2 separate regions of the Mus musculus genome follow, and region 1 is linked to region 2. A link is a loop called in an ENCODE intact Hi-C map of the cell type or tissue named here. Cell type or tissue: left cerebral cortex. All regions are shown on one strand. Links, peaks and the distances in the headings refer to the core of each region. The heading gives the core; the rest is flanking DNA. Region 1 has its middle 110 kb from the start of Gm29896. Region 2 has its middle 25 kb from the start of Gm29896.

Region 1 (12,536 bases), core at 4,197-9,196, 140 kb after region 2:
ACAGCAACAAAGCCATCCGTGTTGACATGTGAGAACTGCAGAAAGAAGATAGAAGTTAGTACCTTTTTCTTATGTCCTCTAGATGTCAATATTGTTAGTTGTTTTTTATTTCCTATTCATTTTTATACTTTTTATTCATTTTTATTTATTCACTTTACATTCTGCTCACTGCCCCTCCTCCTGGTCACTCCCTCTACAATCTTTCCCTCCCCCCATCCCCCATACCCTCTGAGAGGGTAGAGGCCTCCCTTGGGTATGCCCAACCCCCACACCCTGGCATATCAAGTTTCTGTGGGGCTAGGTGGTATAATTCCAATCAAAATTTCAACACAATTCTTTACAGATTTTGACAGAGAAATTCTCAACTTCATGTGGAAAAACAAAAACAAAAACAAAAATCCAGGGTAGCAGAAACAATCCTGAACAATGAAGGAAGTCCTGGAGGTAGTTCTTTTATCCCTGACCTCAAGCTATACATATACAGAGCAATAGTAATAAAAACTCTAAGGTATTGATATAGGGACAGACAGGTTGGTCAATGAAATTAAATTGAAGACCCTGAAATAAATTCATGTACCCATTGTCGATTGATTACTGCTGATTCTTATCCCCTGGCATTGGCCCTTGATTCTTTCCTCAAAGGTACCACACAGTATGGAAGACCTTCCTCCTTTAGTGCTTGCTCAATCATGACAAAAAGACCAGCTCTGTACATGGCCACTCTAGTGCTCAAAACAGCCTTTGTGTTTCTGCTCGTGACTGCACAGCAAAGCCTGTGCAACTTGTTTCTTTGCTTGCTTGCTTTTTTGGTTTTGGGGTTTTTTTTTGTTGTTGTTGTTTTGTTTTGTTTTGTTTTACTTTGTTTTGATTCATTATGAGCTTCAGATTATTCACCCCAGTCCCATTCATCTCCCCCCCCATATCCAACCTTCACACTTGCAGCCTATTCCCAAAATAAAAATGCACACAAACCAATAAACAACAACAAAAATAAAGCATAGAAGACATTGTGGAAGCTGTAGTGTGTCACCATGTGCCCCACAGTGTACCCCTCTGTCCATACATCTTCAGTTGTAAATGTTGTGTGGTTCCAAGTCTCTGGCTTCTGTGAGACCAACAATACTGGATCCTCACAAGGACTTCTCTCAGTTATCCTGTTTTTGCCTAGGAGATCCTGCAGCTTTGGACCAGCAGGACTGACCCTTTTGCAAAACTTAACCATTTGCAGATGATACAGATTTTTGGAGTGAGCCCTGGATCTGGGCCTGGATGGTAGCTGAGTTAGTCAGCATACCAGCTCTCCCTCAACCTTCACACTAGGGCAAGTTCTCCAGCACAGCTCGAGCTAGGCCACCCAATGCTGCCATCAGCAGGAGGCAGGGTCAGCTCTACGGCTCTCATGCCCTCATGGCTGGCTCACTGGCACCCTCCAGAGCCAGCTCCACTGTGCTGCCAAATCAAGGTGCAGGGGTCTGCTCTCCTAAGTGCTACAGCCAGTGAGAGGCAAGGGCTAGCTTGCCTATTCTCCTGACTCCAGGGCCAGCTCTCCTGACAAATGCAGATGGTATTAGGGGACAGAGGTGAGAGAGAGGGAATCACCACAATACCCACACCACCTCACACCAGACAGGTGGTAGGGCCAGCTCTTCTATGCTCTTGCCCTCCAGTCTGGTTCACTTGTGGTCCCTCCACCAGGGCCACCAGGGCTGCCCAGATGAAGTTGCATAGACCCATTCCCTGCATGCCAGCAAGCAAAGACGGGGCCAGCTCACTTGCTCTTATGACCTCAGTGCCAATTCTCCTGACTGCCACAGTGGTGGGGGCAGGAGAAGTCATCACCCACCATACTCAGGCTACCTCATGGCAGTCACATAGTAGGACCAGCTCGCCTGAGCTCTCACCCTGGGGCCTGGCCCGCCCTACTGTGCTGTCTAGGGTGTTGCATCTGGTGAGAGGTAGGTCTGGCTCTCTTTGGTTCATGACTCTGTGGGCAGTTGTTCCAACTGCTGGGGTTGGTGAGGGGTGGATCATGGGGACATCACCTCTGCTCCTGTGCCACCTCACAGCAGATGAGTGGTAAGGTCGGCTCTCCAACACTCACTCCATAGGGGCTAGCCTACCCATATCCCACCACCAGGGCCAGCTTCACTCATTCTGCCTGGACGAGGTGCAGGATTGGCTCTCCCAAGTGCTGCCACTGGTAAGTAACGGAGCTGGCTCTCCTGAATACTGCATTCAGTGAATAGTGGGCCCAGTTATGCATAGCCCTGGCCATCCATATGGTCCCCAGTGTCAGGCAAGTGCTTAATCACTCAACTACATTTCTGGCCATATTTCTACTTGCTATTTTGAGATAGGTATTTTTTATTAATTGCCTACATTGGTCTTGAACTCACTATATAACCCAGGCTGTACTTCAACTCATGATCCTCCTGTCTCTGCCTCTGAGCATCTAGGCCTCTGCCACTCGGCCCAGTTGTGGCAGGCAGTTTGGTGTGTGCAAATGTAAGTAGCTGAGATTTTTCCAGTCAGATAATGCCTGCAGATCACTCTCTAAAATAAAGTAACCCACAGGAACTAATAGTACTCTTTGAAGAGTTTTTCAATTTCAATCAGGAAGAATAAGAGCAGTTCAGCTATTTGGCTATCTCACCAAATTAAATAAATTACTGTGTTTGATTGAAAAATCGTGTCCAAGAGAAAATCCTCTATCTTGGCATTTTTTGCCTTTATTTCATTTGATGTTCTTAAACTTCAAAAACTTTCTGACATGAGCTTCCTCATATTTCTGCTGTTGGCTATCCAGTCTCCCTGGACTAGAATTATTTTTATTTTTAAGTGGTTTTCTTAGATTTATTTTATGGATATGAATGCTTTTCCTGCGTGGATGTATGTGCACAGGTGTGCAGAGGCCAGTATCGGGTGTCGGATCTCTTAGAACTGGGGTTACAAATGATTGTGAGCCACTGTATGAGTGCTGAGAACTCAACCCAAGTCCTCTGGAAAAGCAGCAACTGTTCTTGACCACTGAGCCATCCTTCCAGACCCCCAGAAGAATTGTTTTTCTTACTCTCTATCTCTTCTAACCATAATGGATTATCATTATATACAGGCATCGATATTCCACACGAAGGTGCTGTCAAGATGGTTCAGTGGGTAAAAGGTGGGTGCTGTCATACCAGATGACCTGCATTTGATCCTCTGGACCGCCATGGAATAAGAGCACAATGAACTTTGTCACATTGTCTTCTAACATCCAAGCACATGCCATTCCATGTACGTCCCCCAACTCAAATAAATAAACAGTTGTAAGAAATAACTGTAACTTAAAAATTTATGATATATCTTCATCCAACAGGAAAATGATCCTCCGATGCTGTAAGCTCCAGTAGCTCTCATATTGATGTATTTTATATCTGATACATCTGTTATCTTGCCAGACCCTAGGTTGAAGATATAAGTTGTATCAATGTTCCTTCTTCAGATACCCTCTTCCATGTCACTGTTATCTCTCTACTTTTATTTCTTAAAATCCCTTTCATTTCTGCTCTCTTTTGACCATTTGTTCCACTGAAATTTCCAATGCTGTTTGCTTCAATGCTGATTGTATTAAGCCTCGGTTCCCTCACCTCTAGATTGAACACAGTGTTACCTCCTGCATACAGTTATTGGGGAATCAAAACTAATATAGAACATTTATACTTGAGTATAGCTGAATAATTGATGAGGAAAGGGGAAGAGAAGTCCGCTGAGTCCATTTACAGCTGCCCATACATGCATGGGTCTGGGGCCATCTACTGTATATGGTCAAGAACCACAGCCATAAGGGAAACTGACCCACCCCTAGCATCCATCTGCATAGCTCCTCCACCACAGATGGGAGCTTGTAATCCCATCCCTCTCCCATGCTGGTATAGTAACTGGCTTGACTTTGGACCAATCATAGGCAGGCAAGCACAGCTACTATGAGTTGAGAGTGATATTCCTATCATGCATGTCCTAAGGATATTGGCTCACCCTAGACCTCCTCGGTCACTTGAGCTATGACAAATCAGCAGATGAAATGACATGGTCTCAAATAAAAGTTTGAGGTTTGCATAAAAGCATAAACCATACTGAAATCAGGCAAATCATACTTATTTGTTTAAACACAGGCATCATCATGCATCCACAGGTTGATAATGAAAGTGGCTCATGAATAGATGATTGTCAATCCTTTCTGATAAATGGAAGTTGATTATTCTGCCCCATGGTAACTAACCCAATTCGTTGTATCAGGACCCCTCCCCTACCAGGGATACATTTTCATTGATGGTGTTGGTGGTATGCTGTGGCTGGAGACTGAACCCAAGACCTCATACCTATGAACTCTATCAGTGATCAGCATCCATGTTCCCATGATCACATTCTGTATAGTAAAATTCATAAGCTCCAAAGCAAGCAGCAGCAAATGATCTTTGCTTCCTGCTCCTCTTTGGTTTATCTGCATATAAAACCATAATAAGAAGTGTTAATATAGTGTAGCATTTGTTGTCATTTAATATCCGGAGAGAAAACGCATGTGGACACCTTCTCCTGAAGTATTATGAAAATAGTCAAAGGAGAGTTTGCTCTTGTAAAGAAATTGTTTCACTTACCATTGTTGCTGCTTCTGAAAGAACTGAAATTTATTTTGAATAGCAACAACAAAGACATAATATTTTATTATCAAAAATAGAAACAAATGCATAAGGTTAGGAGCATGGATAACCATAATAATAAATCTCAATATGTATTATATTTTCTCATAGCTGAGTAGCAAGCTATCAAAACTCTAGAAGCTCGGGCCTGTAACTCTAGCTACTTGGAAAGCTAAAGCAGAAAGGTCAGATTCACAGCTCAAGGCCAATCTGCACTGCAGAGGGTGTCCTGGACAGCCTGGGTACCTTAGTGAGACTGTGTCTGAAATGTGAAAAGAGTTAGGAATATCGCTCAGCATAGGTGCATTTGCTTAGCATGTCTAAGGCCATACCTTCAATCCTCAGTCCTGGGGGTCGGGGAGGAGAACAAACTTAGAAGATGACAGAAGTGTGCTCTCCCTGTTTTTCCATGGGTCGGGAGAACAGGAATGGCCTGGCTAGTTCCCTGTTCGTGATGTCATAAAGTAGCAGTCAAGTGCCAGTGGGCTAATTCTCATCAAAAGGCTTCACTGGGGAACAATTCTTTCATTCTTGTTTGGCTGTGTGAGCTCCTGACTATTTCTGACCGTTGACTAGAGGCTGTCCTCAATCCCTAGAAGTCAACTGCAGTTCCTAACCAGAGTGAGGACATCTTCAACATGACCACTGACCTCATTAGATTCACAAGGAGAGTCCCCAGCTCCAGTCAGCTGAGCAAGTCTTTCTTTTATAATGCAGTATCATTATAGAAGTGACACTGGGGATGTTTGCTATCCTCCATTGGTTAAAAGCACTTTACAGGGCCTTTCTGGCCTCAAGGAAAGGAGACTACACACAAGTATGGATGTCTGGAGTGTGAAGCATTGGATATCACCTTCAGGTTTATATACTGTACTCAGTTATGTGGGAAACTTATAAAAAATACCATGACCATTTCAGTATTTTTAATTAAAGGGTGGATAAAGACAGATGCCAAATGTTTAAATTCTCCATCTCATTTTAATTGTGTGTTTATCTTACGTACTTTGTGTTTGCATGCCTGCTCACGTGTGTGCTCTAACCACTGAACTTCACCTCTGCACTGATATTTAGATTATTAAAATACATAGTCCCCTAGAGAAGGAAGAGGTGGACATTAAAAACAGAAGCTGTTTGTGTTTGCATCTCCATGTATGCTCAGGAACTTTGCATGTGAGGGAGCATTTTTATGAGCACTACTCTCTATAGCTTCCATATTAAAGATCATATATGCTATAGAAATGGAGCAGTATCTCTCTACATGAGTTGGAGCTATCTTATTCTGCAGCAAACACCCATATCTGAGGCTTGGGGCTTACCTGGAAAGTAAGTGCCCTGAGTATTTGATAATTAAATGACATTAAGACTTTATTAACTTTTAAAGATATTTGAATTTCATACGGTTTCTGTATAAAGAAGAGCTATTTTTTTGTTTTGTTTTTTAGAAAAGTAGTTTCTGGTGGATAACATAAACACTGAAGATGCTGTTTCAAGCCTTTCAAGACATATGTCCTATATTAGTTATTATTTTAGGTGTTGGTGAATACAATATTGATTGGAGCTTTAAAAAATATGACTCTGGTGTCAGGGATAAAGCTCAGGTTGGAGATCACATAGCTAGCAAGCAGTGAGCACTGGATGTAGGACAGCATAAGGTAGTGGTACGGTTGTACACACTAACAGTCGCCGAAGTTGGGAGCTAGAGGCAGGAGGAGATATTCAGGTGTGGAGGGAGTTTCTGGCTATCTGGAACATATAAGACCTTGTCTAAAGATTTTTAAAAACTCAATGTGAACGGTAGCATGGTTTGTGAGGGTCAAGGATTCAGAAAGGGTTTACCTGGGTTGTTTAGGGCTCTGGATCATCCATGAGATTGCAATGAGGCCAAGACTTCTGAAGGTTTGCTGCAGTTTTAGGATTTGCTTATGAGGATCAAGAAACATGCCAGTGGATAGGCATTGTTAAGAAGGGGATGTGTGTGATGAACATACTTTACATACATGTGTGAAGATGTAAACCCCAGGATTTTGTCAGTTTAATATATTCTAGCAGTAAAAAGAAACATGCATTACCCCAGGCAATCCAAGTCACTCATGACTAATGTGGAGTTCATGGTTCTTTACTGAGTCTGCTCTTCCCAGGACTGTGATGTCACAGGTGGCTTTCCCTTACAACTTGGCCCGGGATGGGACTAGCAAATGAGCAAACAAACAAACTGCTCCTTCTCTTCATTTTGGAAGTGACTACCACCACCTACCACTGCTTCTAGATTAGACTGATCACAGAGACTAGACAGCAAAGGACGGTGAGTCACTGGAAGGACAGGCATGGATGAGCCAGACCAGAATTAGCATCTTCTTCTTGTTAGGTGGATTGCTCAGCCAGTATTCCTGTGAGGCCAAGAAGGATGAGTAAACAAAGTCAGCTGGTTGAATGACTCCACCTTGAGTCAAAACATTCTATCTAAAGCTTCAACAGTTGGGTACTGTTTCTTCTTATCACTAGAATGTGTTAAATTGAAAAAAAGCATCTTCATGTCTGTAAAGTGCTTTCATTACACGTATCTTCCGTGTTACCCAGTTCTGTCACCCTCCCACCCACTAGCACATGTCTTATTCCCAATAGTCTCCCACTGTCTTCCTTCTACTTCCATGAATTGTTTCAGTGGACTCCACACAAAAAGAGGAAGTGTGTGAACTTGGCTTTCTGAGTCCAGCTTGCTTTGTTAAACATGGCTTCTGTTTCTATTAGTTTTCCTGCAAATGGCATGATTTAGCTTTCTTTAATAGCTGAGTGATACTCAACTGTGTATATATACATATATGTGTGTGCCTCTGTGTGGGCATGCATGCATGTGCACAAGGGCATGTGTGTGCCTGTGTCTGTTCATGCATGTGCATGTGTGTGTGCATATGTTTGCATGTGTGTGTGCACACATGTCCTCAAGTGCTCGTTATTTTCTTTATCCATTCCCTTACAGGCACTAGCTGGCTTCCATGTTATTGTAGGTAATTTCCTCGTAATATGAACAGACAAGTATCTCTTCTTTACTCTGCCTTTGATTCCTTTGGGTAGATACACATGAGCAGTGCAGCAGGAGCCTGTAATAGTTCTATCATTGGCTTTCTGAGACACTTCTACACAATTTCCATAGTGGCCAGATCAGTTGATTCTTCTACCAAATAGTGTGCAAAGGTGTCTTTCTCTGACACCCTTGCTGACCTTAGTTGTTTTATCTCCCTGATCACAATTGATTTAATTGTGGTCAGATGAAATCTTTATATAGTTTTGATTTGAATTTCTCTGACATCTGAAGATGTTGAACTATATTTTTCAGGTTATTCATTTCCAATTTCATTTGGAAAACATCATCGCAGTTCACTTTTACATTTATTAATCAGATTATGTGTGCATTTCTGTTTAATCTTTTTAAAATAATCTAAATATAAATTTTCTGTCAAAACAATAACTGAAAAGTCCTTCTTTATTCTCTATAGACTCCCATTCTGTCTCAAACCTGCTGATTATTCCCTTCGGTACAAAGATGATTTTAGTTTCATGTGATTCCTTTTTTTAATTTTTAAATTTAAACTCATGATTAGGAAGATTTATATGTGTTTATGACATATATTTGGAGATGTAGTTACAGGGACTACTCACTTACCTGACATGGCTGCTGTGAACCAAATTCGGGTCCTCCATAAGAAGAGGAAGCACTCCTCCACTAAGCCAACTCTCTGGCCCATTTCCACTTCCTAAAGGGGTTAAAGTTTGCCCATCTCCAGACTTCTATTCTTGATACTTCTTCTGCTTAGAAGGATGGTGCCAGATTTTTCAATGGTAGAATGGTCATATCAACAAGTCTTCATATAAACCGAAACTTTAGGGACTGACTATGACTGTACTGTCTGCACAGGAGTCCAAACAAACAGTTTTATGCTCCATAATAGCATTCTCCTACCCTCTATACCTATAACATGAAATAAAATTAAATTCCTAATTTTTATTTGTTCATCGAACACTGAATATAGACTAAGCTTTTAAGCAGGTGACAGGGTCACAAGCATACTCTAGTGTCACAAACATACTATAGTGCCACTGCATACTATAGTGCCACAGACATACTATAGTGTCACAGACATACTATAATATCACAAGATACTATAGTGCCACAAACACACTATAGTGCCACAACATAGTATAGTGTCGCAGCATACTATAGTGCCACAAACATGGGAAGATTTGAACATTCCTGGTTCCCTCTACAATCTTACTTTTCTGAGGAAACATTTAAAGACAATTTCATGGATTTGTGTGTGTGTGTGTTATAGTTTACCTAAATAATAAGCATTTCTGAATCACCATCTAGGGAATAAAATCAAAGCCATTCCCAGGACGATATCCATCACATTTACTGTCAGTGGACACACAGGGGAATAGCATGCCATCATCAGACCTCGCATGGTAAACAGCCACCACAGCGAAATAAGCAATTTCTGAAACTGAAAGGCAAGAGCCACTAAGCATATGTCTCTTTAAAAGAAATCAGTTTGTGAAGCTGCAAGTTAAACATCTATTTCAAAAGACAGCCACATGCTAGAGGAATTTCTTGTTTTTGCTAAACCATATGGAAACTGCTGTAGAGACTCAAGTAGGCTGAGTTGCATAGCAAGAGAGATTGGACTAGGAAATTGGCCTGTTTTCTTTGTCATCTCCTTTGTAGTCAGAGTTTGTACTCTCCTTTATAGGCAGCACTAAAATTCTTCTTGCCATGTCTCCAATGGATTCAAGTTGTGATAATCACCTGCCTGTTTGTATATACATATATGAATATATAATATGTAATATAATATATAATATACATTGTGTTGGTTACTTTTCTACTGCTTGAATCAAACACCATAGCCATGGCAATTTTCAAAATGAAGCATGTAATTGTTCTTGGTTCTAGAGGGTTAGAATGCAGGAAGGTGGAGGGAAAGTATGTCAGCAGACATCTGAGAGCTCATACCTCAAACCACAAGCAGGAGATAGAGAGAGGACATGGAGGATGACAGGAGCCTTTAGAACCTCAAAACACACCCCATACCCCCAGTGACACACCTCCTCCAAAAGAGGCCATGCCTCCTAATCCTTCCCAAAATGTTCTACCAACTGGGAACCAAGTATTCAAAGACATGAGCTTAATGGGGTCAATCTCATTTGGGTCCCCATCTATTAGTGTGTATCTTTGAGAGAGAGAGAGAGTATGTGCATATGTGTGTGTTTGTGTGTGTGTTTGAGAAAGAGGGTGCATGTGTGTGTGTGTGCTTCTGTGAGTGTGTATATGTGTGTGTATGTATGTGCATGCGCACATGTGTGTGTTTGTGTGTGTGTGTGTGTGTGTGTGTGTGTGTGTATACACATAGTGGCAATATGTGAACTGCAGTTATACTTTTTCTTTCACCCAATCTATTGTAAACTCTTTGACAAAGTTGACTGGTTATTGTCAAATACCTTCACAACTAAAACTAATAATTCTTTGGTTATCATAAAAATGCCTTCCTAATTTCGCCAGGCAATTCTCTTGATTATATAAATACTATCAAAAAAACATTTAACAATTCATTTATATAATGTTTTGTCTAGATACAGGAAATGAACTTAAGCCATCTGGCACCATTTTTGATGCTTTAGAAACAAGTTATAGGAACTGTAAGAGGACTCAGAAGTTAAGAACACTTGTTCCTCTATTCAGCACCCACATCTGGTTCCTCAAGTCCAGCTCCAAGGAATCTAAAACCTCTGTTCTGAACTCTTGAGGTACCCCTAGACATACACACATGAATATGTAAATAAATAGCATATAAAATGAAGTAGTTAATTCTAGATATGTACACACACCATGTCAGTCTAAGAATTCCACCTTTAATTCCTTCCAACTGAAAGACCCAGGCAACAGGAAATCTGATCTGGCCCCAGTAGAATGTCTTAAAAGGTTATTGGTGTTCTTGTAATGCTAAAATGGCAAGAACTAAATCTGTACCTTGAGAACCACATTTACACAGACACACCCGTCACAGCGACAGGCTCAGATCCTCCTTAATTCTAGCACACAGACTAAGATGAGTACATTTCAGACAGCCCTATGAGTCACCGTCTGACCGTGATTTATGGGATGTGAATTGCTCTCCTGGAGTGACTAATGCAAGGAGCCAAAGGAATCCAAATTCTGCTGCAGGGTCCCAGCTGAGATGCCGCCTTGCAGATCCATCTCTGACTGGTAACATGATTGATGCTCATGTGTGATGCCTATCCTAGTGGTCTGGAGAGTAATTGGGGGACTGTTGATTAGATGTTTATACTTAAACAAGGAAAAATATCTCAACTCTTCCCTCATTGGTGATTTTTACATAGACAATGTAACCTTAGGACTTGGTATTGTCTGTGGACAATACATTGATTTGTGTCTTCGCATCCCATTTTGTGGAAAACATCAAATCTAGTGAATTCCCCTAAAATCCCTAACCAGGATTTCTGTCCATGAAGAAAACCTGTCCTTTATTTCTCTGAGTATTTTTATCCCTAAACACAACTGCAATATATCTATATCATAAGGAAAAAGGTATACAGTGTAGAACTTAGAGTATTATAAATTAAATGTGTATTCTATTTACTTTAAGCAAAACCTAATGCAACAAAAATTGTCATCAATAAATCCAAAATTGAGATAATATGAAATAAATAACTTCCCATGACTTCAACAGAATTCATACAAGAAAAATAAGCAATTACTACATGAGGATAAAAATGTTTGACTCAAAACCAAAACATTCTTATCAAATGCCTGTGCATATGAGGAGGTGCATGTGTTTTTGTGTGTGTGCATGCCCATGTGCCTGTATGTATATGCATGTATGTGTGTTTGTGTATTTTTTGTATGCATTGTGTGTTATCCATGAGGCCTGTATGGGAATCAGGGGACAGTTTGAGAACTCAAAATTTCAGATTTTCTAGGCAAAAATGTCTTCATCAGCTGAGACATCTTGCTGGCCTTATATCTAAATATTCAGACATTCTCTTCTCAACAATTCATGAGTTACACAGAAATCTGGAAGGACATAGAAGACTTCCATGCCCAATTTGGCCCAAATGGTATCTATTGAAAAGTATGCTAAATATGGCATAAAACCGTATCCTCAAGTATAAATATCTGCATAGAACATTCTACAAATCTACAAAAATATCTCCTGAAACTCATAAATATAGTAATGTGAGCACAAGATCAGTATACAGAAATTAATGGCATCTTCACACACCAGTGGCTAACAAAAATTAAAATTAAAAGCAGTACCAGTTATAATGATGTCAAATTATATAATTAGGGATATAACTAACATACTACATTAAAAGAAGAAGTAAAGTAAAACTGGTAGATACTGTTCTGCCTCCATTAGAATATTTATATTTTTAAACTCTCTCTCTCTCTCTCTCTCTCTCTCTCTCTCTCTCTCTCTCTCTCTCTCTCTGTCTCACACACACACACACACACACACACACACACACACACACATGCACACACCACACACAGCACGCTGTGCCTATGGAGGCCAGAAGAGGTCATTGAACCCCCTGGAGCTAGAGTTACATAAGACTATGAGCTGTCCAACCTGGGTGCTGGGAATCAATCTCAGATCTTCTATAAGAAAAATTCATGCTATTAATTATTCTGCCATCGGAGAGAATGTGTGCCATTGGAGAGAACCCTGAAAAATCTAGATTTTAAGACTTCCAATTTTGAGCGTCAATGGGGATGAGATATGACTGGAGCTCTCAGATGCTCTTGGTACAAAATCGTGCAGCCAATTTGGAATACTGGGA
Region 2 (12,536 bases), core at 2,641-7,640:
CCAGCATCCACCTTCTGAGTGCCTGGATTACAGATATGCACTACCATGTCCCCATGTGATACTAGGGATGGAAGCCATAGTCTTGTGCATGCCAGGAGAGCACTGTATCAACAGAACCATTTCTTTCTTTCTTTCTTTCTTTCTTTCTTTCTTTCTTTCTTTCTTTCTTTCTTTCTTTCTTTCTTTCTTTCTTTCTTCCTTTCTTCCTTTCTTCCTTTCTTCCTTTCTTCCTTCCTTCCTTCCTTCCTTCCTTTCTCTCTCTCTCTCTCTCTCTCTCTCTCTCTCTCTCTTTCTCTCTCTCTCTCTCCTAAATTTTAAAGTAACTGTCTATAGTAAAGTGGTATTTAGATATGAGGTCCTACCATAGCAAACATCTATGTGAGACTGTAAAGCAGATAGAAACAGAAAGTTTAGAAATAAATTGCAAGAACTTGGCAAACACTGAGAAGAATGGGTTATTAACATCTTGTCTACTTTGCACGGAGGAAGGGCTGTAAAAATACAGTGATATTGGGTGTGGAATTAGGGAGGGAAGCTTGGCATCCTATCTCTCCATTGAGTATGGTAGGAGGATTCTCTTTCATTTGTTTATCCAGAAAATGATGTGTGAATGCATGCCACACACCAGGAAGTGTCCAGTTAGGAGCTCAACTGTGAGCCTGACAGACAAAACACCTGCCTCCTTGAAAGCCACATGCTGGTAGAGGAAGCAAGAGGACAGGCAAGGAAAACAATCAATAAGCAAGATCATTAGAGGATATGCACTGCAGAGAAACAGAAACAGCAACTTAGTACAGAGACTGTGCAGTGGAGAATGTGGTTGGCAGAGCTTGCCCCTGACCTGAGAGCTGAAAAGATATGAACTAGCCCAAGGAGGAGGGAAGGGCAGGCTGGCAGGTTCAAAATGCTCCATTGTCAGCCATAGCATGGCACACCCATATTACTGTGAAGCCAGCAGGCTGGACCACAGGGAGTAGCCTTGTAGCAATGGGATTGAGGTCAGGTGAAAGTCACATTTCTCTATGAGATTTGTTAACATGTTAGGCTAATTATCTATCTAATTATGTATAAGTGTAAACCTGGCACAAAGAACAATGCAGACTCTGTACTTCAAAAGGCCATGCCAAAACAGTCAAACAAATACAGTGTATGCTTGTTTGCATAGTCAAACTAAATGATTGCTAAAGGTAAGGTCTTCAGGATATACCTAGCTTAGTAGAAAATGTATGCAAAGATTCCTTTTCATGCATTTCAGGAGACAGAGAGAGAGAGAGAGAGAGAGAGAGAGAGAGAGAGAGAGAGAGAGAGAGAGAGAGAGAGAAAGAGAGAGAGAGAGAATAAACAAAAATATTTCATGTCTGTCACTTTATGCCTTTTGCAGAAATGACCAGGCTTAGGGGCTGCAGAGATGGCTCAGCAGTTAAGAGCATGTGCAGCTCTTGTGGATGAGATCCACTCAAGTTACCCCCACCTAGAATTACATCTCCAGGGAATCTAATACCCTTTTCTGGACAATGTGGCCACCTACACACATGTGCACATGTCAACACCCAGGTACACATATATCCTTGCAATTAAAAACAAAGAAAAATAAGTACCTAATAAAAATAAAGAACTGACCACCATTGTTTTTATTTTGGCATGAGAGAAAATATCCTAAGCACATTTATGCTTAAAATCATCCCAACACTCCTAAATCATTTCTCATGGAAACTTTTGTATTTATATTTATTCTAATAAGGAATAAAAATTAGCAAATAGTTTAATACGTTGTAGTCTAGGAAACAGCCAGCCTGAGCTACATAATGAAACGCTTTCTTTAAGTAAAAAAAAATAAATAAATAAAAACAAAATAGCAAAACAGCACTCACGTTTCTCCTCTTAGGCTGATTCCAGCTGGATCCAAAAAGGAGAGAGAGAGAGAGAGAGAGAGATGTTTTCTGGGTATGGAAAGATGACTCTGAAGTTAAAGGCATGCACTATTCTTGCAATGGCTCCTAGCATCCACATCTCAGTTCACAACACCTGTAACCCCAGTGCCAGGAGAATCCATCCATGCACTACATTAGTCTCTGAGGGAACCGGGGCTTGTACACATGAGTAAAAATAAAATACAACCTTTACAAAATGTCTCTGATTACTGTTATATAATTATTGTGCTGGGTCCCCTAGTGTCTTTCTTTATGACCTCATTCTCTGTACTCTAAATGGAAATTGTATCAATTATAATCAAATTTCACACTTTGACTTTTCTCATAGCAAAACAATAGAGGATTTCTAATAAAGCTATACTAACAGATAATCATAATCCAGAAATCTGTGTCTTGAGAACACGCTAATGTTGGAAGCTATCGGTAATGTGGTAACATGAATATTATTACCAAAAGTTATGGCTCTGTCAATCCTCAGGGGATTTTAAGAATTACCAAAAGTGTTGAAGCCAAAGTTCCCTCCATCTCCGTAATCATATCAGTCTGTCTACCTCAGCGCCTCACCCTAAGGGTGTAAGCACCTTTGCTACATAAACTGGGTCCTTTTATATATTTTCGGTACGCTTTATTGGATTTCTTTAACCCCCATCTCTGATAACTTAGCTTTTTACCAATTCTAAGTGTCAGAAACTCTTGGGCAGTTCTCAAGGGCCGTCACCAGGGGGCGGTGATTCAATTCTCACTTCTGCTTGCAACTCTTCCAGAGGACCTGAGTTCAGTTTCCAGCACCCATATTACTCTTGACCACTTGTACCTCTAGCTGCAGGGCATCTAACACCCTCTTCTGGCCTCTGAGGGTACCTTCACTCATGAGTCCAGATATACATATATACAGAATTCAAAATAAAGATGGAACCAATACCCAAAACTGCTTGGGTAGCAAGGACAAGAGACTAGATACCCCGAGACCTAGGATAAAACCAAATACTACTATTCTATCACAGAAATAAACAAACCTATTGCAGCGATAAAATGACCCCTAACGACATTCTGCTGTACTCATAGATCAGTGCCTTACTCAGCCATCATCAGAGAAGTCCCTCCTGCAGTAGATGAGGACAGCTACAGACACCATAGCCAAACAGCATGCAGAGAGTGAGACCTTGGACCACTCAACCCTAACTGGGATGTCTGGATCAAATCCCTCCTCACAGGGCTCAGGGAACCCCACAGAAAGGGAGGTAGAAAGAGTGTAAGAGCGAGAGGAGATGGAAGACACCAAGAAAACAAGCCGTCTAACTCTACATGGTCAGAGCTCATATGAGCTCACAGAGACTGAAGCAGCATGCATAGTGTCTGCACAGGTTTGGACCAGGCCCTCTGCCCTTATATGATGACTTCCAGTTTAGTGTTTTGATGGGATTCATGAGTGTGTGAATGAGTGGATCTCTGAGTCTTGTGCCTTCTCTTGGGCTCTTTTCCTTCTGTTTGCTTGTCTTGTCCAACTCTGATGCAATAAGTTTTCTTATATATCATTATATTATTATATTACATTTAACTTTATTATCCCTCAAAAGCCTGTTTGTTTTTTTTAATGAGACGGGAAGGGAGTGGATCTTGATGAGAGGAGAGGTGTGGAGGTCCTGACAGGAGCAGGGAGAGGGGGAAAACATAATCAGGCTGTATTGTAAGAATCTATTTTTATTTTTTAAAAAAAGCAAAAAATAAAACATTTTGAAAAAGGAGTCCTAAGGTCGACATGTTCTTTTACATCCAGGTCCTAGTGGGCTAAGGTGAGCCCACTGCTGGGTTACAGTCCAACCTAACTTCCAGCCATTCCCTGAGTACTTCTTCGGTTGAATCGCATTTAGTTTTCCATAACATCAGTTTCATCCATGAATGCATGATAACATTTTAAATCCACATTTCATTTACCATCCTCTTGTGTGCACAGATCAGCTTTCATGGTCACATGTTATTAGGTTCTTTGGGCTGAGCATCCACGTGACAGGAATGTAAAGGTGTCACGTGATAAGATGCGTTTTGCATTCAAGTTGCTTTTACTTATCATATATTAGGAGAATAATTAGCAGCTTGGGGAATAATCACAAACATAGATACCCTTAGGTTCTAACACAACCACTTTGAGCCTTAATTTCTCTGGTATGAAAAATCTGAATTAACATGTGGCCATTAGGGATTGTCCAAATATTATTATTCAGCACTTTTGATGAGCTACAATATTAATTAAATGCTACAACTAAAGGACACTGTATGCAAATTAGGCAAATTAAGAGAAATTTATATTTTTTAACTTAATCTAGATCATGCACAAGAAGTAAATGTGTTGGTTTGCATGTAGGTCAATGGAGCCACAGTTTCCATCAAGTAAAACTATATGCATATGTCACAGAAGCCTGCGTGTGCCAGCTCTTACTAGTTTGACGTTATGTCAGGGCACTAAATTCTTTTGGCATTACAAAGTCAAGAACACTACAATCCCTCTGATCTAGGCCATGGATAATGACAAGAATCCCCACTCTTGTATGATCTAGGCCATGGACAAGAATCCCCACTCTTGTATGTACCTAAAGAAGAATCTCCTCACAGAACTGCACTTGCTTCCAAAAAAATGCTTGCATACTATAGAAATGGTGCTAAACATTAAATTTTATTTTGGAAGACATATTGTTATTTCTTTTTTCCCCCCTATTGTTATTTCTACTCTATAGACAGGGTTTAGGTTTGGAAATTTTTACTCATTTTTTTAATGGCAGGAAATGGTAAATTAATAAGATTTAGAATCTCAATTTTTAAAGACATCTTTTATTCTCATTGGTGTGTGTGTGTGTGTGTGCGCGCGCGCGCGCATTACTGCATGGGCCCAAGGAAGCCAGAAGAGGGTTTGAGATCCACTGGAGCTGAAGTTACAGGTCGTTGTGAGTTACCCAACACGAGTGTTGCAGACACAACTCAAGTCTTCTGAAAGAGGAGCCTGTGCTCTTAGCTGCTGAGCCATCTCACTGGCTACACGATCTCATAAAAAATAAAGTGGAATGAAACAGCTCAGTCTTTAGACTGCTGCAAAAGAACAAACTTAATTTCAAAGTACTGTGATGTGGGAAGTTGGCTCAGGGCTTCATGTCAGCACAGAGGAAGGACACTTGCTTAAATGCTGATTCCTAGAAAGTGTTGCAGACCAGATGGATATGATTTCTTAAATATTTCAAAAATAGCTTTGGCCTGAACATAGCACCAAGCATGAAGACAGTCTCTCCGAATCTGCATGAATAACTGGATTGTATAACGGAGCCCAGGCTGTGAGTAAGAAGAGTGTAGTAAATCATTTAGCCTGGCTGTTGAAATCAAGGACTAAGGAATCCAGGGAGGTCAACTCACTAACTGAGGTCAGAGTGGCCCTTCTTGGCAGACACAGTACAATGCTAATATCTCAGGAGTTCTTTCTACAATGTCATTATTTGCAGTGCAAATTATAAATTCTGCAGACACAGGGACTTGGTTAAAAAGTATTAGGATAAGAGAAACACTGCTGGAATTTTTATTCTAAAAAAAAACAAAAACTCTATCACTGGCAATGTGACTGGCCAGAAGTGAGGGTGCCAATTAGTATAGTCTACTTCTTCTTGAGGAAGAGGTTGCAATACTAAAGACCATATTTGATGACATGAGAGGCATCTCTGATTGTGAAGACTAGGGAGGGCTTAAGGGAATCCAGCAGACAAAGGCTAAGGGTGCTGTTAAATATCCTGTAGTGGATGGGATGTTCCCACGGCACTTCTGCTCACATGACCCTTTCCCAGTAATCATCTGGTTCAGTTGTCAGTAGCACACCCATGTTCAACACACTTCCATATTCCGTTGTAATGCCATCTGTGTCTGATGAGTACATTTGCAGAGTCTGGAGTTCAAGTCCCCCTTAACCATCAATACTCACTGTGGGTCTATGAGTACAAATCCCGATAACGTATCTTCTGGGGAAAGGGTGAGAATATACACTGTACAACTCTAAGGCACAGGCCTCCCAGCATAATGAAGGATTTCCTCTTGGAGTTCTGAGCTAATTAAATACCTGTGTTCCCCACACTGAAGAGGCTGAAACTGGAGGATTGCTGTGAGTTCCAAACCTGCCTGGGCTTCAGTGGAAAACCCTGACTCAAAAGAAAAAAGAAGAGATTGATGATAGCAACATAAGTGATAAGGGGCTTGCTTACACAGAGGGAGAGCTTCTTGCTGGGGGCTTCCATTCTATCTATGCAGGCAGACATGGAAGTCTTTATTGTTAATGACGGTTAGTCTACAGGTAAGAGGGATGCTGCCCCAGGGTTGGTGGACCTGTATGTAACCTCTAGGATTATGCAAAGCTGCAAGAAGAAAGTAACACTTCTGGTACAATTTTAAGAAAAATAAATAAATAAAAGGAAGAAATCTAGTCTCATGGAACCCCTTTGTAGGCTCTAACCTCCCTTTCAGCTCACCACCCACCAGAGGTAGTGGAAAAGAAAGGCTATTGGGATCTGGGAGAAGTGGGCCTGTATAGAAATTGTACTTTGAAGCAAATCCAATCTGTGTTGTCAGGAAGCCAGCAGCAGTTCAGCTCACAGGATTCAGCAGGGGCAGCTTTGATCCATTCCCCACTACTTCATGAATATACCATCGGTCCAGTTCAGTAGGGTTAAGCTAGCAAACACAAATCAGCAAGGTGGCATGACCCAGCAGATAGAGCCAGGACTCAACCCAATTGGCCCGAGTCAACAAGAGCAACCAAGGACCACCAGGGATGCCAGGAGAAGCTCTCGACTGTACCTCTCTCTGCAAAGCTGAGAGACCAGTGGAGTGTTGTAAAGCTAGCTATGCAAGCAAGCCACTGTCACTGTCCACTGAGTCCTCTTTATCCTCCCTCCAAACATCATGTGTCCTCCAATGGGCCTTGCCTCACCATGTGAGTCTGTTATCACCTGACATCACTTTGCCAATCGGCCCAAGACCAAGGCAGTGTGGCAAGAAGCCGCCAGAACACCACTAGACATTATTTATTATTTATTTATTTATTTATTTTTAATTTTTTTAGTGCATTTCTCTCTCTGGAGTCACGACAAGAGGAGATCCACAACACAATGTAAAGCAAACCAATGCATGTGTGCCATGAAGAATTCTTCATCCTTTCACATGTTTGCTTTAGCAAATCATCCTTTCACCTGTGCCTGCTTCAGTGAACTGTCCATTGACATAACTGACTTTCCAAAGAAAGAAGTTTCCACTTCGTCCCTTGCACAAAATTGCTAGCCTAGATCATTAGAGAAAGTTGGTGGGAGAGGAACACTTTTCTATTTTAAAAGTTCAAATTGCTGGGCATGATGGCGCACGCCTTTAATCCCAGCACTCAGGAGGCAGAGGCAGGCAGATTTCTGAGTTCAAGGCCAGCCTGGTCTACAGAGTTCCAGGACAGCCAGGGCTACACAGAGAAACCCTGTCTCGAAAAACCAAAAACAAACAAACAAAATGTTCCAATGAGGCTGGGCAGCAATAAAAATAATTAAGAGAGATTATAACTCCAACCAGGAAGTGGGTTTTTTTTGACAGTCTAATTTTTTTTTTCTGCTTTGTAAAATTTTTCTCAGAAGAGCAATACCATACTCCTGAATTTCATAGGTTTTCACAGAATATGTCTGACACCTTTCCCAGGGGTGAATGCTAAATGAACCAGAAATTGAGATGGTAATGTTTTTGTGGTTTCATTCTGTGGCTGTGATAAAAAGCAACCATGAAACGAGAAGGATTAATTTTTTTTTTCCTTGCACCTCCGGATCTCAGCCCATCACTGAGAAAAGTCGGAAGCCTTGAAGGAGAGCTGTCTGTCAGCTTGCTCACTGGTTTGCTTTCACACATGCTCTGCTAGCTTTCTATGTAGCCCAGGCCCACCTGCTCAGGAAATGGCTTGACCCACAGTGAGCTGGGCCTTTTGCAAAAAATTGTCCACAGGCCAACCTAATTAAAGACAAATACTCCACTGAGGTCCTCTTCAGGTGATGCCAGGCCGTGTCTAGTTGACTGTTAATGCTAACTAGGACAAGTGGGAATGGTCACTCTACAAGGAATGCAGCCATTTTGTGGAGTTTAATGCAGCCGCTAAGTGGCAAAATGCTTCAGCCTGTGCTGTTGGTGTAATGCACAATTTGCCAGCAACATGACTAAACCAAAACAGAGTTAGCAGTGTGTGAGTAGAGGTCAAGGAGGCGAAGAGAAAACGGCACAGAGTCCAGATTCCCAACAGCCTGATTCGAATCTGATTCAGCTTCTTGCTTGCCCTTTGGCCAGGTAAGGACGTGCAGCAGTTGGATTTAATTGTTGTCGTGTCGAGTCCCAGGTTGTTAACTCTGAAACGGAACACTGTTGGAGAAATGAGGCTGGCTAGGAACCTAGAAAACACAGAGCTGAATGACAAACGTGTTAAATAGATGCTGCCATTAGATGTTGTTTTCTCTTAGTGAGTGATGTCTTATTTTACATGGCTCTGATACCAGACAATCATAAGGTCCAGATAGCTTTTGTATGCTGCTATTCTAAATAGTTTAACTATTTAGTTGGTGTTTTGGTGTGGATATACATGTGTGCGTGTGTGTGTGTGTGTGCATGCATATAGAGGCTGGAGGACAACACTAAGTTGTCTGAGTTTCTTTCCATCATGTTCCTTAAGGTAAGGTCTCTTCCTGAACCTAGAGCTCACCAGGTTCAGCTATACTGTCAGGCTTGTAAGCTCCAGGGATCCTCATGTCTCTGCCTCCCCAGCACTGAAATTCACCTGTTTATGTAGGTGGTGAGGATTGAACTCAGGAAATCAAGCAGAAAGCCCTTTGTGTTCAGAGACATGGCTTTAACCCTATAGGTGCTCATACATTCAGTTTTCTTTGATGAAATTATAAGGCAGTGCCATGAAAAGGAAGATTTATTTTGGATTGTAGGAAAGTTGAACATGACTTAGAATTGTTTGTTGTTGTTGTTATCTTGATAGTTTGAAGTTATCTGAAGACTGAAGAGATGTAGGTATTATTTGCAATAATATTAACAAGGTCCGGACATTGTGTTCTTTCTGTCTTTGCTTGTCTCTCTGTCTCTGTTTTTCTCTGTCTGTGTCTGTGTCTGTCTCTGCCTCTCCCTCTCTCTCTCTCTCTCAACAAAAAAATTTGATAGTGCTAAGTACCAAGCCCGAGGCTGGCATGTAGTAGGAAATAATTCTACCAGTGAGCTACATTCCCATCCCCTGTTTATTCTGTTTGTTTTAAGGCGGGGTCGCTTGATATAACCCAAGCCTGCTTCAACTTGATGTCTTTCTGCCCTGTCCTACCTCTTAAGTCCAGCGTTTCAAGCATGCCCCACAAGGCCCATATTTTCTTTGCCATCTAAAGGGAACACCCAGCTCATAGACTTCTATTGTCAGTGATAAGTAGGCATGCTAAGAAATAATGATTGAAATAGTTGCATTGTTAGTTTTAAGAGAGTTGTGCTCTGTGAGAAAAGTTTAGTGAACTTCTACAGATTTCCCAGAGGGCCTAAAGAAGCTTGTCAGAATGTCACTGGTACTGATAATGATCATAAAATAACGGCAAAGACATTGTCTTTGTCTTTAGGGAACTGTATCAGAAAATATGGAATGCTTGGATATTTTCTAGGTTGCACATTTGCTTCAAATTTGTATATGGGAGATTTTTTTTCATCGCCTACCTTGGTTACTGTTTCGCCTACCAAATTGAATGATTACAGTTCCCTGTTTACACTGAAAGGTGATTTGACCTGCTATTTAAAATGTAAAACAAACTGTCCTAGCATCTTTAACAGACTGAACAAGGGGGAGAGTAATTGAAAGTGGGCAGAGCAAGCAATTAATTCCACGGCTCATCAAATCACTAAATCCCCCTGGTCTACTGCTATAATTTTATGATTTAGAAACAAAATCCACAATATATTCAAAAAGTTTCCTTTTTCTAAAGTAAGCACATAAGACCCCATCTGGTCTTCCCACATAATTAATATATTGACAATTAAATCAATTGCTAGACTTATGCGGTAGTCTCACAAGTTACTTAATAATTAAAAAAAATCACTTTACTGAATGTAATGGTGCGTGCCTGCACTCTCAGAGCTTGGGAGGGTGAGACAAGAGAATTGTGAATTCCGTGGCCTGCCTGGGCTATGTAGTAAGTTCAAGGCCAATGTGGGCTACAGAGTGAGACACTGTCTCAATAAACAAACAAACAAACAAACAAACAAATAAAACAACAGAAACTTATTATACTCTTTCTCTATCTTAAGCAGTGTGCAACATGCTATTAATACATAAGGGAACAAGATAAAGTATCTTTCCTTATAGCCTGCTAGTGTATGTGAGGTTACTTCCAGTCAAGTGCTGCCCTCTTGCCCTGAAGTTGATACACAAGCTACAGGCAGGCTTCAAGAATGAGAGGGTTAGTTGCACTGAATACTGATAATAGTTAGGATTTAACAGGACTGTCTTTGGAGAGATGAATGGACCTGCTTTTCCATCTTCTCGTGACCCACCTTTTCCATTCCTTGGTTGAAAATGAGCAGTATTTCCATGCCTTATTATCCAAGATATTTTTAAAAGAAGCTTTTTTTATTGATTCAAAAGAATGACAGCCAAATGAGAATAATAATCAAATTATGAACTCAATCATTTAGCATTCAACAAGTTATACATACATATATGCACAGGGAAGTTAAAAATGGGGTCCTTTGGCTATTGGGTGGCTGATATCATTTGCCCCTTTCCTAAGAAAAACTAGTTTTCTATTTAATTGATGAATACCAAATGACTACACTATTTAGCTTCGGCAAGTGGGGACTGTTACCATTGCAGGTCTCCTGGATTCCTGGGAGAATCAACTGAGCCAATATATGGCATGCTTAGAAGCTAGGCTTGCAGATACCAAGTGTATCAGTGTATGAGGTATCAGTGTTGTGTTGTCCTGCACAACCAAAAGCATCTGTAGCATGAAGGGACTGCAACCCTCTCCTGGGGCTTTCTGCTGTCATTCTACACTTTACTTGAAGATAGGGTTTTGGAGGGTACTGGGAGAAGACAGAACTATGTATGGGCTTTCTTCACTAAATCCCAGACATTGCTTCTATATTTTCAGAGCTTAACCAAGGTGACTTGTGTTCAGGAAGGATGTCACTGGGAATTAGGATGTGGGCTAGAATGGAATCTTATAGAAGATGAATATATGGGAAGTCTCCATTATCTAGAGAGAGAAAAAAAAGAGCTATCTTTGAGTGGGAAGAGAGAAGCAGTGTCCCAGTCTGGACCTTAAGACAGGCTCCAGCATAATCCACATCCTTGACCCTTGACCAATGAGAAAGCTTCCCAGAATCCTTTGATGAGAGTACTGCTCAGTATTACTTAGAAGCCACACAGCCATAGAGTGAAGCTGGTCTCTTTGTAAAAACCTGAGTCCAAAGCCCCACAAGGCAGGGTTGTTGCTGTCTTTCACAGATCTAGGAGTCCTCTGTGCTCAAAGGCAGAAGACATCCATAGGCAGATTCATCCAGTGACAGCGTAGACCCCAGTAGAACAAGGAGATCGCAGCATTGAAACATTCCCTTACACGCATGCAGTTGGAAACATCGGTGGTCACCCTGATGCCACAATGACCATCCTCATCAACAGCTGGCATGTTAAGCTCTGTAAGAAAGACTCCGTGTAGGAAGCCTAAGACTTTTCCAGAACACTGACCTAAGAGAGGCAGCTATGGGGACTGTGAATGACTTCACACACATCATTAAGATTTTCCAGTCTTCACACAACAGCTTACTTGGGAATAAGGAGCAAAACAAAAAGGCATAGACTAGAGAGAGGCAGCCATGAAATGGGCCTTAAACTTTGCAGGCACTTTCTCCCAGTGAACCCGGGCTTAATAGACCTTTGTGTTAGAAAACCGTGGACTCAAATTGGTTTGTTTTTTTAAATGGGGCTGTGGGTTCCCCATGTCCTTACCATGGGCTGTTATTGGCAAGAATTGTCTCAGAACCTTTGGAACAACTGCATTGTTCTTGCTTTAGTTGGATTAAACTTGATCAGGAAACTAGAAAGGGATCGTCTGTGGGGAGGGAGAAAAAAATATCTGAAGAGAGGAGGAAAGCATACCTTTGGTAATATGAATCAGGGAAGGGGAATAATGAATGGAGCTTTAACTGGGTAGAGGGATATAGACTGGGAGGGAAGTAGGGAGATGGGGAAGAGAAAACTTACACTAAAAATATCCAGAAAAGCCAAGTGGGAACCTATTATTTTATAAGTTTCATATATATGAACATTTATATTCACATTAAAGAATATACTAGAGTTACTATACATAGGGGCAGATTCTCCTCCAAGAAGCCATAGGTTGAAAGCTTAAAAGCCCAGTGCCAGGTATGGGATACTATCCCCCAGGTTGTTGGTCCTAGAGAACTCCAAACAACCTGAGATATTGCTATTGACCTTGGTTGCCAGGGCTTGTTGGAAAGACCCTATTCACAGTAGCGCCACATACTTTGGTTGCAGGACCTGGAAAAATCAAGTTGGTACTG

The links. A loop is a pair of places that touch in the nucleus more often than their neighbours do. Peaks named below come from ENCODE experiments on the same cell type or tissue, not always from the same donor. Only the 100,000 strongest peaks of a DNase experiment are listed, where the experiment ranks them.
Region 1: a loop joins it to region 2, with 2.8 times the contacts of the local background. A loop is called at or near these places in 2 of 42 quality-filtered maps.

What each region holds. Positions count from the first base shown.
Region 1 is chr8:113,243,449-113,255,984 of GRCm38, forward strand. No RefSeq gene overlaps it. Among named protein-coding and RNA genes, the nearest start is that of Gm29896, 110 kb to the left of the region's middle. In left cerebral cortex, for the core only: no CTCF peak of the experiment used is centred there; a DNase peak (open chromatin) is centred at 7,003.
Region 2 is chr8:113,109,230-113,121,765 of GRCm38, forward strand. No RefSeq gene overlaps it. Among named protein-coding and RNA genes, the nearest start is that of Gm29896, 25 kb to the right of the region's middle. In left cerebral cortex, for the core only: a CTCF peak has its summit at 2,649 (motif pointing right); a DNase peak (open chromatin) is centred at 5,127.